Regions from separate parts of the Homo sapiens genome. Here region 1 is linked to region 2. The links are chromatin loops, found by intact Hi-C in ENCODE. Cell type or tissue: K562. All regions are shown on one strand. Links, peaks and the distances in the headings refer to the core of each region. The heading gives the core; the rest is flanking DNA. Region 1 has its middle 6.1 kb from the start of ACTL7B. Region 2 overlaps EPB41L4B (erythrocyte membrane protein band 4.1 like 4B).

Region 1 (5,374 bases), core at 210-5,209, 370 kb before region 2:
CTGTTAGTTTTGAGGGGTCTTTAAAAATTCTATATACTTGTCCTTTGCTGGATATAGTTAACATATGTAGTTTAAACATATGTAGTTTACAAGTGTTTTCACTCAGTCTGTAGATTTTTTTTTTTAGCTTCTTTTTTTTTTTTTTTTTTTTTGAGACAGAGTTCCACTCTTGTTTCCCAGGCTGGAGTGCTCACTGCAACCTCTGCCTCCTGGGTTCAAGTGATTCTCCTACCTCAGCCTCCCCAGTAGCTGGGATTACAGGCATGCACCACCATGCCCAGCTAATTTTGTATTTTTAGTAGAGATGGAGTTTCTCCATGTTGGCCAGGCTGGTCTCAAACTCCTGACCTCAGGTGATCCGCCCGCCTCAGCCTCCCAAACTGTTGGGATTACAGGCGTGAGCCACCATGCCCGGCCTCTGTAGATTGTCTTTCTTTTTTTTTTTTTTTTTTAGTTTCATTTAAGAAAATTAATAGACTTTAGTACTAGTCCGTTTTCAAGCTGCTGATAAAGACATCCCCAAGAGTGGGCAATTTACAAAAGAAAGAGGTTTAACTGGACTTACAGTTCCATGTGGCTGGGGAAGGTCTCACAATCATGGCAGAGAATGAAAGGCACTTCTCACATGGCAGTGGCAAGAGAGAATGAGGAAGAAGCAAAAGCAGAAACCCCTGATAAATCCATCAGATCTCGTGAGATTTATTCACTATCACGAGAATAGTATGGGAAAGACCAGCCCCCATGATTCAGTTACCTCCCCCTGGGTCTGTCCCACAACACATGGGAATTCTGTGAGATACAATTCAAATTGAGATTTTGGTGGGTACCCAGCCAAACCATATCATTCCATCCCTGGCCCCTCCACATCTCATGTCCTCACATTTCAAAACCAGTCATGCCTTCCCAACAGTCCCCCAAAATCTTAACTCATTTCACCATTAACCCTAATGTCCACAGTCCAAAGTCTCACCTGAAACAAGGCAAGTCCCTTCCACCTATGAACCTGTAAAATCAAAAGCGAACTAGTTACTTCCTAGATACAATGGGTGTATAAGTACTAGGTAAATACAGCTGTTCCAAATGGGAGAAATTGGCCAAAACAAAGGGGTTACAGGGCCCATGCAAGTCTGAAATCCAGCAGGTCAGTCAAATTTTAAAGCTCCAAAATGATCTCCTTTGACTCCGGGTCTCATATCCATTGTGTGCTGATGCAAGAGGTGGGTTCCCACGGTCTTGGGCGGCTCCATCCCTGTGGCTTTGCAGGGTACAGCCTCCCGTCCGGCTGCTTTCACAGGCTGTTGTTGAGTGTCTGCAGCTTTTCCAGGTGCGCAGTGCAAGCCGTTGATGGATCTACCATTCTGGGGTCTGGAGGACAGTGGCCCTTTTCTCACAGCTACACTAGGCAGTGCCCCAGAAGGGACTCTCTGTGGGGGCTCTGACCTGACATTTCCTTTCTGCACTGCCCTAGCAGAGCTTCTCCATGAAGGCCCTGCACGTGCAGCAAACTTCTGCCTGGGCATCCAGGCGTTTCCATACATCTTCTGAAATCTAGGTGGAGGCTCCCAAACCTCAATTCTTGACTTCTGTGCACCCACAGGCTTAACACCACATGGAAGCTGCCAAGGCTTGGGGCTTCCATCCTCTGAAGCCACAGCCCAAGCTGCACATCAGCACCTTTCAGCCACAGCTGGAGTGGCTGGAACACAGGACACCAAGTCCCTAGACTGCACACAGCATGGGGACCCTGGGCCTAGCCCACAAAACCACTTTTTCTTCCTGGGCCTCTGGGCCTGTGATGGGAGTGGCTGCCAGGAAGTTCTCTGACATGGCCTGGAGACATTTTCCCCATGGTCTGGGGGATTCACATTAGGCTCCTTGCTATTTATGCAAGTTTCTGCAGCCAGCTTGAATTTGTTCCCAGAAAATGGGTTTTTCTTTACTATTGCCTAGTCAGGCTGCAAATTTTTAAAGTTTTATGCTCTGCCTCCCCTATAAAACTGAATGCCAGCTGGGCGTGGCGGCTTATGTCTGTAATCCCAGCACTTTGGGAGGCCAAGGTGGGTGGATCATGAAGTCAGGAGTTCGAGAACAGCCTGGCCAATGTGGTGAAACCCCGTCTCTACTAAAAATACAAAAATTAGCTGGCACATACCTATAGTCCCAGCTGCTCGGGAAGCTGAGGCAGGAGAATCGCTTGAACCCGGGAGGCAGAGGTTGCAGTGAGCCAAGATAGCGCCACTGCACTCCAGCCTGGGCGGCAGAGCAAGACTCTGTCTCAAACAACAACAACAACAACAAACTGAATGTCTTTAACAGCACCCAAGTTAGCTGTTGAATGCTTTGCTGCTTAGAAATTTCTTTCACCAGATACCCTAAATCATCTCTCTCAAGTTCAAAGTTCCACAAATCTCTAGAGCAGGGGCAAAATGCCACCAGTCTTTTTGCTAAAACATAACAAGAGTCACCTTTGCTCCACTTCCCAACAAGTTCCTCATCTCCATCTGAGCCTGCCTCAGCCTGGATTTTATTGTTCGTATTGCTATCAGCATTTTGGGCAAAGCCACTTAACAAGTCTCTAGGAAGTCCCAAACTTTCCCACATTTTCCTGTCTTCTTCTGAGCCCTCCAAACTGTTCCAATCTCTGCCTGTTACCGAGTTCTGAAGTTGCTTCCACATTTTTGGGTATCTTTTCAGCAATTTACTGTATTAGTCCGTTTTCATGCTGCTGATAAAGACATATCTGAGACTGGACAATTTACATAGGAAAGAGGTTTAACTGGACTTAGAGTTCCACGTGGCTGGGATTACAGGCGTGAGCCACTGTGCCTGGGCTATAAAGTTAATTTCTTAGAAAGACCTTGGGGCCAGGCGCAGTGGCCCATGCCTGTAACCCCAGAAATTTTGGAGGCCAAGGCGGGCAGATCACCTGAGGTCAGGAGTTCAAGACCAGCCTGGCCAACATGGTGAAACCCCATCTCTTCTAAAAATACAAAAATTAGCTGGGCATGGTGGGTGCCTGTAATCCCAGCTACTCAGGAGGCTGAGGCAGGAGAATTGCTTGAACCAGGGAGGCGGAGGTTGTATGAGCTGAGACTGCACCATCACACTCCATCCTGGGCGACAAGAGCGAAACTCCATCTCAAAAGAAAAAAAAAAGAGAAAAGAAAAAGAAAAAGACCTTGGGCAAATAACTCTTACAGCAAACTTAGTAACAAACATTTGAGGGAGAGAGATCAGACTGCCTGGACAGTGAGGAAAACAAGCCTCTTGCCATGTGGAAGTGGTAGGACTTCACCACTTGATGTCACTCTAATGCTTATGTCTCTGGAAGGTTCCAGCAAGACAAATCTCTTCTTTGCTAAAAGATTGGCATTTTTAACTTTGAAACCTCAGGATAATGACTATGAAATTACATCAAATTTGTTGTACATGATTTGAAAGCAATTTTTATATGTAAATTTTTCTTCTTGGAAAAGAGATTGATAATTTTCAGAAAAGTAGGAGACAAGGGCAAAAAGGCATTGTGGAATCTCAAAACTTCGATTTAGCACAAGACTTTGGTTTACCAGATGGGTGACCTTGCACAAGACTCCTAACCTTTCCAAGCCTCAGTGTCCTCACCTGTAAAATGGGGGGAAATACTGTAATGTCCACCTCACAGACTGGGAATAAATGAGTTCATTTGGCATGTACTAAGCACCAACTCTGTGCCATGCTCTGCACCAGACTCTGAGAAAACTAAAATGAGGGAAGCACAGTTCCTGCCCTCAAGAAGCTCTGAGTCTAGCCTTAGGGACAAATATCTAAGAAGTGAATATATAAGATAGCAGTCAACAGACACTCTTTGGTCTCTGCCTTCAGTGTAGTATGTTATCTGATATCCTCTGGTACCTTGATAAAAATTATTCTTATGTAGTTTCTTCGTAAGGAAAAAATGAATTGTTGGTCTTAATATTTCAATTAAAAGAGGCCTCTCCAACCCCAGTCTCTTCTCCATGCAAACCTGCTCCAGAGGAATGCTGTTGTTGAGAAGGAAATTGACGCAGCTAGAATGCTCTCAGTTGCAAGTAACAGACACACAACCCTAAGGCACATGAATGATGAAGTTGAATGCATGGCTCACAGAACTGAAATACCTGGGAGTGGGTTCAAACTCTAGGCATGGTTTGATTCAGAGGTTCACTTCGTCCCCAGGGCACCAGCTTTGTTTCTCTGAGCTCCACAATCCTTGGTGGGTCAGCTTCAAGCTGGCTTCTTTCCTAGTCATAAATGCCACAGCAGTGCTAGGACACACCCCTCAACTTCACATCAAGCTTCCAAGCAAAAAGCGTAGGATTCACTCTCCAGGACTCACTCTACTGAGATCGCATGTTCACCCAGAACCAATCATTATGGCCAAGGAGATGGATGCTCCGACTGGCTGAGCCTAAATCACATGCTCTGCCCTCGGTGCTGGAAGGGAAGTCAGTCCTGGGCCACGTCCGATGCCCATGCAGAAACCAGGAGTTGTGGAAAGTGATAACAGGAAAGTTGGAGGCATCAACTATTCTACCTCGGGAATATGAGCTAGTCCCAAGTGTGATTCCTGGTCTGGAGAAGGGACAAGGGGGTGCAGGTGAGGCTCCTTGTCTGTTCTTCACATGCTTCCCTCCTCCTTTTTCTATACCAGCACCACTTTTAGAGAGAGAATTCAACTTCTTTCTTCCTAAGAAACATACCTGTAGAGGCAGCCAGTGTTCTTACCCCTCTCTCTACCTGTGAGCATGGAAAGCCACAATTCTTCAGATAGAGACCACGGGCACCACCCCTCCTCAGCCCGTTCCCACTCTCACATGCTTCACTGCTATGTCTTTCCTGTCTGGCATTTCCAAGTTGCAAATTCCTGCCCATTCTGCAGGACAGGAAATTCCTACCCTTGCTTCTTTCCTTGGTTCCCACCTCCACTCTCTTTCTTCCAGAATCAGGTAGAAATCTCTAGTCCCTGTAGTTCCCCTACCATTCTCTTTATTTGCACTGAGCTTATGCATTTATATTCTCTACTATGACTCCATGGAATCTGAGAAGGGAGGGGAGATAAACACACAGGGTCAGGAGGTCATCTTAAGCTGGAAGTCACTGACCCGTGTTTTTCCACCAAAAATAAATCTCCTGCTGAATCCTCTGGTTAGCTTAAATAAGTTCATGTCAGGGATCTAGCAATTAGTGTTTTTACAGCCCCTGCCACATGAGGGATGCTTTTGAGGAGATGACCATGTGTTGGAGGGACTGAAGCAGTGACTAGAGACAGGAGAAGTTGCTGAAGATGTGTGGAGTGAGGAGAGGAGATAAGGAGGGAATGGGGTTCACACGTAGCACTTACTGCGTGTGTGATTTG
Region 2 (5,374 bases), core at 272-5,271:
GCCTATAATCCCAGAACTTTGGGAGGCTGAAGCAGGAGTGTTGCTTAAGCCCAAGAGTTCAAGACCATCCTGGGCAACATGGCAAGACCCTGTCATAAAATAAAATAATAAAATTTCTAATTGCTCACTCTCTATTTTTGTAACTTCTCTTTCTGGGACCCATAACAGTAGACAGATTGGATCTACCTGACACCACTTTGCTCTCCCAAGTGGAATGTCAAAAATGGGATAGAATGAGTTTTTCTATGATGAAGAAAGTAGAAAGTCCAGCCATCACTCCCCTCCCCTCTTTCTCTTTTCCATTGCTCAAGCCAGTGCTGGGTACCACAGAGGCAGAGAACTGTTAAGAAAGGAGGTGGAGGCGGGGCACTGTGGCTCACGCCTGTAATCCCAGCACTTTGGGATTTTTTTCGTCCAGCTCTTTTGTAAGGCACTAATCTATTCATAAGAGTGGAACTCTCATGACTTAATCACTTTTCAAAAGCCTTCACTTCTTGACCGGGCATGGTGGCTCACGCCTGTAATCCTAGCACTTTGGGAGGCCGAGATGTGTGGATCACCTGAAGTCAGGAGTTTGAGACCAGCCTGGCCAACATAGTCAAAATCTGTCTCTACTAAAAATACAAAAATTAGTTGGGTGTGGTGGCACATGCCTATAATCTCAGCTACTCGGGAGGCTGAGGCAGGAGAATTGCTCGGACCTGGGAGGGGGAGGGTGCAATGAGCCGAGATCATGCCACTGCACTCCAGCCTGGGTGACAGAGCCAGACTCCAGACTCCATCTCAAAAAAAAAAAAAAAGAAAAGAAAAAAAGAAAGGAGGTGGAGAACTGTGACCCTATAATGAAATTAGAGTTTACTGGTAAACCATAATCCCTAAAGTGCTTCTGCTCAAATGCATAAGGCTCTTGTCTACTCTGGCCCAAACCCGGTAGCCCAGCATAACATGACAACCATTGTGTGCTGCACCGCAAGGGTCTGTCTTAAGAATCTAGGGAACTCTCGTGCCCTGCAGCATTGCTCCCCCTTCTCCTGCCTTGCCCCCTCCACCCCTACTCACTTGTAAGGGACTTGCTGCTGGAGTTTGGGGACCTCAGAGGCCCCTCTTTGTTCTCCAGGGTCAGTGAGAGGCTGTAGTTTGAGTGGTGCTGGTGCTGATGCTGATGCTGGTGCTGGTGGTGATGCCTTCCTGAAGCTGCGGTGAGGAACGGTGTGCCCCCATTCTCCTCAATGCCAAAAGGCAACCGGTCCGAGCTGCTAAGCACTGGGGAAGGGAGCGGGTAGCTGTGGAGGGTGACACAGTCAGGATTTAGAAAAGCAGAATGCCTTGCAAGCCCTCTGTGTACTTTCAAAGACGTTTTCTAGGCATTAAACACTGAAAGAAATAAACTCAAAAACTAGATCTGTAGTTATTATAAAGTATATACAATGGTAATATTATACTTAAGAAAAAGAGCAAAGTGGAAGTTTGTATATATCAGAGACTTTAAGTCTTGTAACTTAAAGAAGTATTTGAAATTAAATGAAATAATATTTATTTCTTTTTTTTAAAGGCATTCTCTAAATGAGAGGAAGAGGTAAAAACAATAATAAAAAATCATTTGTAAATAATCCTATGACAAGATCATAATGCAAACTAGAAGTCTTGGGGTCAGTTTCTCTTCCTCTCTGTCACCCACAACATGCAGAAAGCTCCAGTTAACATCAGTGCTGCAACATCTTTTTCTTGAGACAGGGTCTTGCTGTGTTGCCCAGGCTGGAGTGCAGTGGTGCAAACACAGCTCACTGTGGCCTCAAGCTCCCAGGCTCAAGTGATTCTCCCACCTCAGCCTCCCAGGCAACTGGGGCCACAGGGATATGACACCATGCCTGGCTAATTTTTAAAATTTTTTGTAGAGACAGGATCTCGCTATGTTGCCTGGGCTGGTCTCAAACTCCTGGGCTCAAGTGGTCCACCCTCCTGGGCTTCCCAAAATGCTGGGATTACAGGTGTAAGCCACTGTGCCCAGCTTACAACATCTTTTAATTCCAGTGGACCACCTCCTTTTAAAAAAAAAACAAAAAACAACTAGGATTGCCCCATTTGAAGGCCGTGTCATCTCCCACCTAGACTCTTGTAACAGATTCCTGCTGGCTCTCCCCGTCTCTGCTCGTTCCTTTAGTCCATCCTCCACAGAGTAATTGCCAGAGTGCTATTCTAATTACATTCCAGACCATGCTCTCCTTCTTCAAGGAGCTTGAATATATCTCTAATACTAATAATTCTTTTTTTTTTTTTTTTTTTGGCAGTGTCTCACTCTGTTGCCCAGGTTGGAATACAGTGGCACTATCTCAGCTCACTGCAACCTCCACCTCCCAGGCTCAAGCAATTCTCATGCCTCAGCCTCCTGAGTAGCTGGGATTACAGGTGCACACCACCATGCCTGGCTAGTTTTTGTATTTTTAGTAGAGATGGGGTTTCACCATGTTGGCCAAGCTGGTTTCAAACCCCTGACCTCAAGTGACCTGCCTGCCTCAGCCTCCGAAAGTGCTGGGATTACAGGCATGAACCACCGCACCCAGCCTAACACTAATAATTCTTAACCACTTTAAGACAGAAACCCCTTTGAAAATCTGGTGAATACCACGAACCTTCCCTGTACCAACAAACAACATTCTACACACAATATCAGGCCCTCTAGAGCCTCTCCATGGACCCAGGTGAAGAGCCCTGGCTTGAAGGATAAAAGCCACAATCCTTTATGTGGCACTGACAGCACCTCCCCCCGCCCCCAGTCTTGGCCCTTTCTCTTTTCAGCCTCATCTCCTGCTACATCCTTCTACTTCCCACCCTAACTCCTTCCCATCCCGATGCCTCTTACTTCTTGGTGCCTCCTGAAGTCCTTCCTCATCTGTCAACCCAGTGAAAATACCCCTTCTTCCAGGAAGACTTCCAGCCTTTAAGACCCAGATAAAGATCCCTTCCTCTTATTCCCTGGCAGGGCTAACCCCTTTTTCTGCTCATTCCCATGGTTCAGATCTCTACTGCCCACTCTTTCACTCTGTCTTCAAGGAACTCACACTCCAGAGTAGGAAGCTCTGTGATTCAGTCACTTACAATCATACTAGAACAAACTGCTAAGAAAATGCAGAAGTGGAAGCAATCAGTTCTCCTGGGGGAAGGTGTTTGTAAGGGAAAGAGCATTCGGGGGAAGACAGTTAGGTTTTGCTGGACAGTTCTTGAAACAGAATCTTCTTTCTTATAGGAAACCCCATTCCTTGTGTTTGTATGGGATTGACATTTCCTCCTCAGGGGTGGGCCTGAGACTTGAGCCTGGCCAATCAGAGTCCTGCATCCTTCTAATGAGAGTGTTCTGGAATGTCATCCAATTAGGGACAATCAGAGTTTTTCCTAAGATTTAACACATGAAAACTGAAAGGAAGGCTCTCTCTTTCTTTGTAACAGGCAAGCAGGGCCTTATTGTGCCTTTTTGTGCCACAAGCACTTTTGCCTTTGTCCATTTTCTTTCCTTTTTTTGAGATGGAGTCTCGCTCTGTCGCCCAGGCTAGAGTGCAGTGGCGCGATCTCAGCTCACTGCAAACTCCGCCTCCCGGGTTCACGCCATTCTCCTGCTTCAGCCTCCTGAGTAGCTGGGACTACATGCACCTGCCACCACTCCTGGCTATTGGTTTGTATTTTTAATAGAGATGGGGTTTCACCGTGTTAGCCAGGACGGTCTCGATCTCCTGACCTTGTGATCCACCCGCCTCCCAAAGTGCTGGGATTACAGGCGTGAGCCACCGTGCCTGGCCACCTTTGTCCATTTTCTATAAAAATTAACTAAAAATTAAATTTCACAACTGCATAAAAGTAAATATGTTAATAACATATACTAAAACATTTTCTTCAACGGAAAATCCATTTTTTTCTTATTTTAAAAAATATTTAAAACCTTTTCGTGGGCCCCTGAAAGTATTGTGAGTCTAAGTATTGTGTGCCTACTGTGTGTAATGGGTAAGCTGGCTCCGGCTGTAAGGATGATGGAAGTTAGGGCTCTTTGTGAACATCTTTTTTGGACACAGAGAAGTAGTCCCTGTGAGACTGAGGCCAATGCACAAAGAAAGACAAGATGAGCAGAGGTTAGAGGTAGTCAGAGAGAGAAGAAACTTAATGGTATCATTTTAGCTCCTGGTTCCAGCCACACCTGAAGCTGGCATTACCACTGAACTTTTCCATTATAAGCTCCAGTAAATGCCTTTATTTATTTATTGCTTGAAGTACTTGGGTTTTTCCAATTAATAACCCACATGCTTGAAATCAGAGGAGGTGTGTTATTTTGTCATTTGTGTGTGTAGAATTTCTTTTCAGTGGAAAAGGTAGAAACAGCTGTTCCAGGCCTAAGGAATAGCATGAGCAAAGGAACGGTGGTTGAAAGAGCAGGATGTCTGGAGAAGTGAGGAGGAAAGTAGCAGGAAGGGAGACTAAGACAGGCTGGGGCTAGTTATGAAGGGCTTAGAGTGCCTGGTTATCAAGGAAAGGGCTTAAGCAAGGGAGTTAGATTTTGGAGAGTTTGTTTTGAGCGCTGTGTGGAGGAGACTGGTTGGGGAGAGACTCCAGTATCTCTCTGTTAGGAGACTGCCGCAGGGCGGGATCTAGACTAACCTGGTGGATGGAGTGAGGTGAACTGCCTTCTGGGATATTTTGAAGCTGTGTAAGCAGGGCTTGCAGACCTGTCACTTGGGGACATTGGGAGGAGGTGTCATTGAGGACTGTGTTGCAGATGCAGGAGACAGTCCAGAAGAAATGGCACTATTTGTCCCCTACATTGCCCCATGAGCTGCATCTCTGACCCATCTTGGCTGCCTCCTGGAGACTTTGCTCAAGGACGGTTCTGTGTGTGTGCGTGTGTGCACGTGCGTGTGTTGGTGTGTGTGAGCATATGTGTGTGTGCGTGTGTGTGTGTAAGAATGTGGAAGAAGGCACGATTTTGGCTTCTGGGAAACACCATCCCTCCTCGCCTCTCCAACCTGAAACATAACCAGAGTATCCACCCTCTTCATGCCCCATGGAGGCAGCAAAAAGTGCCCTGAGTTGGAGTGGAAAAACCTGGGCTCAAGTCTTAGTTCCGCCCCTACTTTGCAGGAGAAGCTTGGGCAGTCACTCTGAGCCTCCATTCCCTCAGCTGTAACGTGAGTTGGGTTAAGCGATTTCTGGGCAAATTTAGGTATCTGAGAATCATCCTTTCCCCCAACTATTTATCCAGTACTTGCTGTATGTCTCAGATACTGTGCTAGCTATTTTACAGAAAAGATTCCCTTTTAAAAACATGGAGACCTTTACCTGTTATATAGCAGGTGTTCCATAAATATTTGATGGAAGGAAGAAGGGAGGGGAG

The links. A loop is a pair of places that touch in the nucleus more often than their neighbours do. Peaks named below come from ENCODE experiments on the same cell type or tissue, not always from the same donor. Only the 100,000 strongest peaks of a DNase experiment are listed, where the experiment ranks them.
Region 1: a loop joins it to region 2, with 2.9 times the contacts of the local background. A loop is called at or near these places in 1 of 110 quality-filtered maps.

The regions. Positions count from the first base shown.
Region 1 is chr9:108,847,186-108,852,559 of GRCh38, forward strand. No RefSeq gene overlaps it. Among named protein-coding and RNA genes, the nearest start is that of ACTL7B, 6.1 kb to the right of the region's middle. In K562, for the core only: a CTCF peak has its summit at 3,302 (motif pointing right); a DNase peak (open chromatin) is centred at 3,296; H3K27me3 peaks cover 366 bases.
Region 2 is chr9:109,215,863-109,221,236 of GRCh38, forward strand. It overlaps EPB41L4B (erythrocyte membrane protein band 4.1 like 4B), which reads right to left. Exons shown (of 26, transcript NM_019114.5): 16 at 1,060-1,283. Among named protein-coding and RNA genes, the nearest start is that of FRRS1L, 51 kb to the left of the region's middle. In K562, for the core only: no CTCF peak of the experiment used is centred there; a DNase peak (open chromatin) is centred at 3,299; H3K27me3 peaks cover 1,812 bases.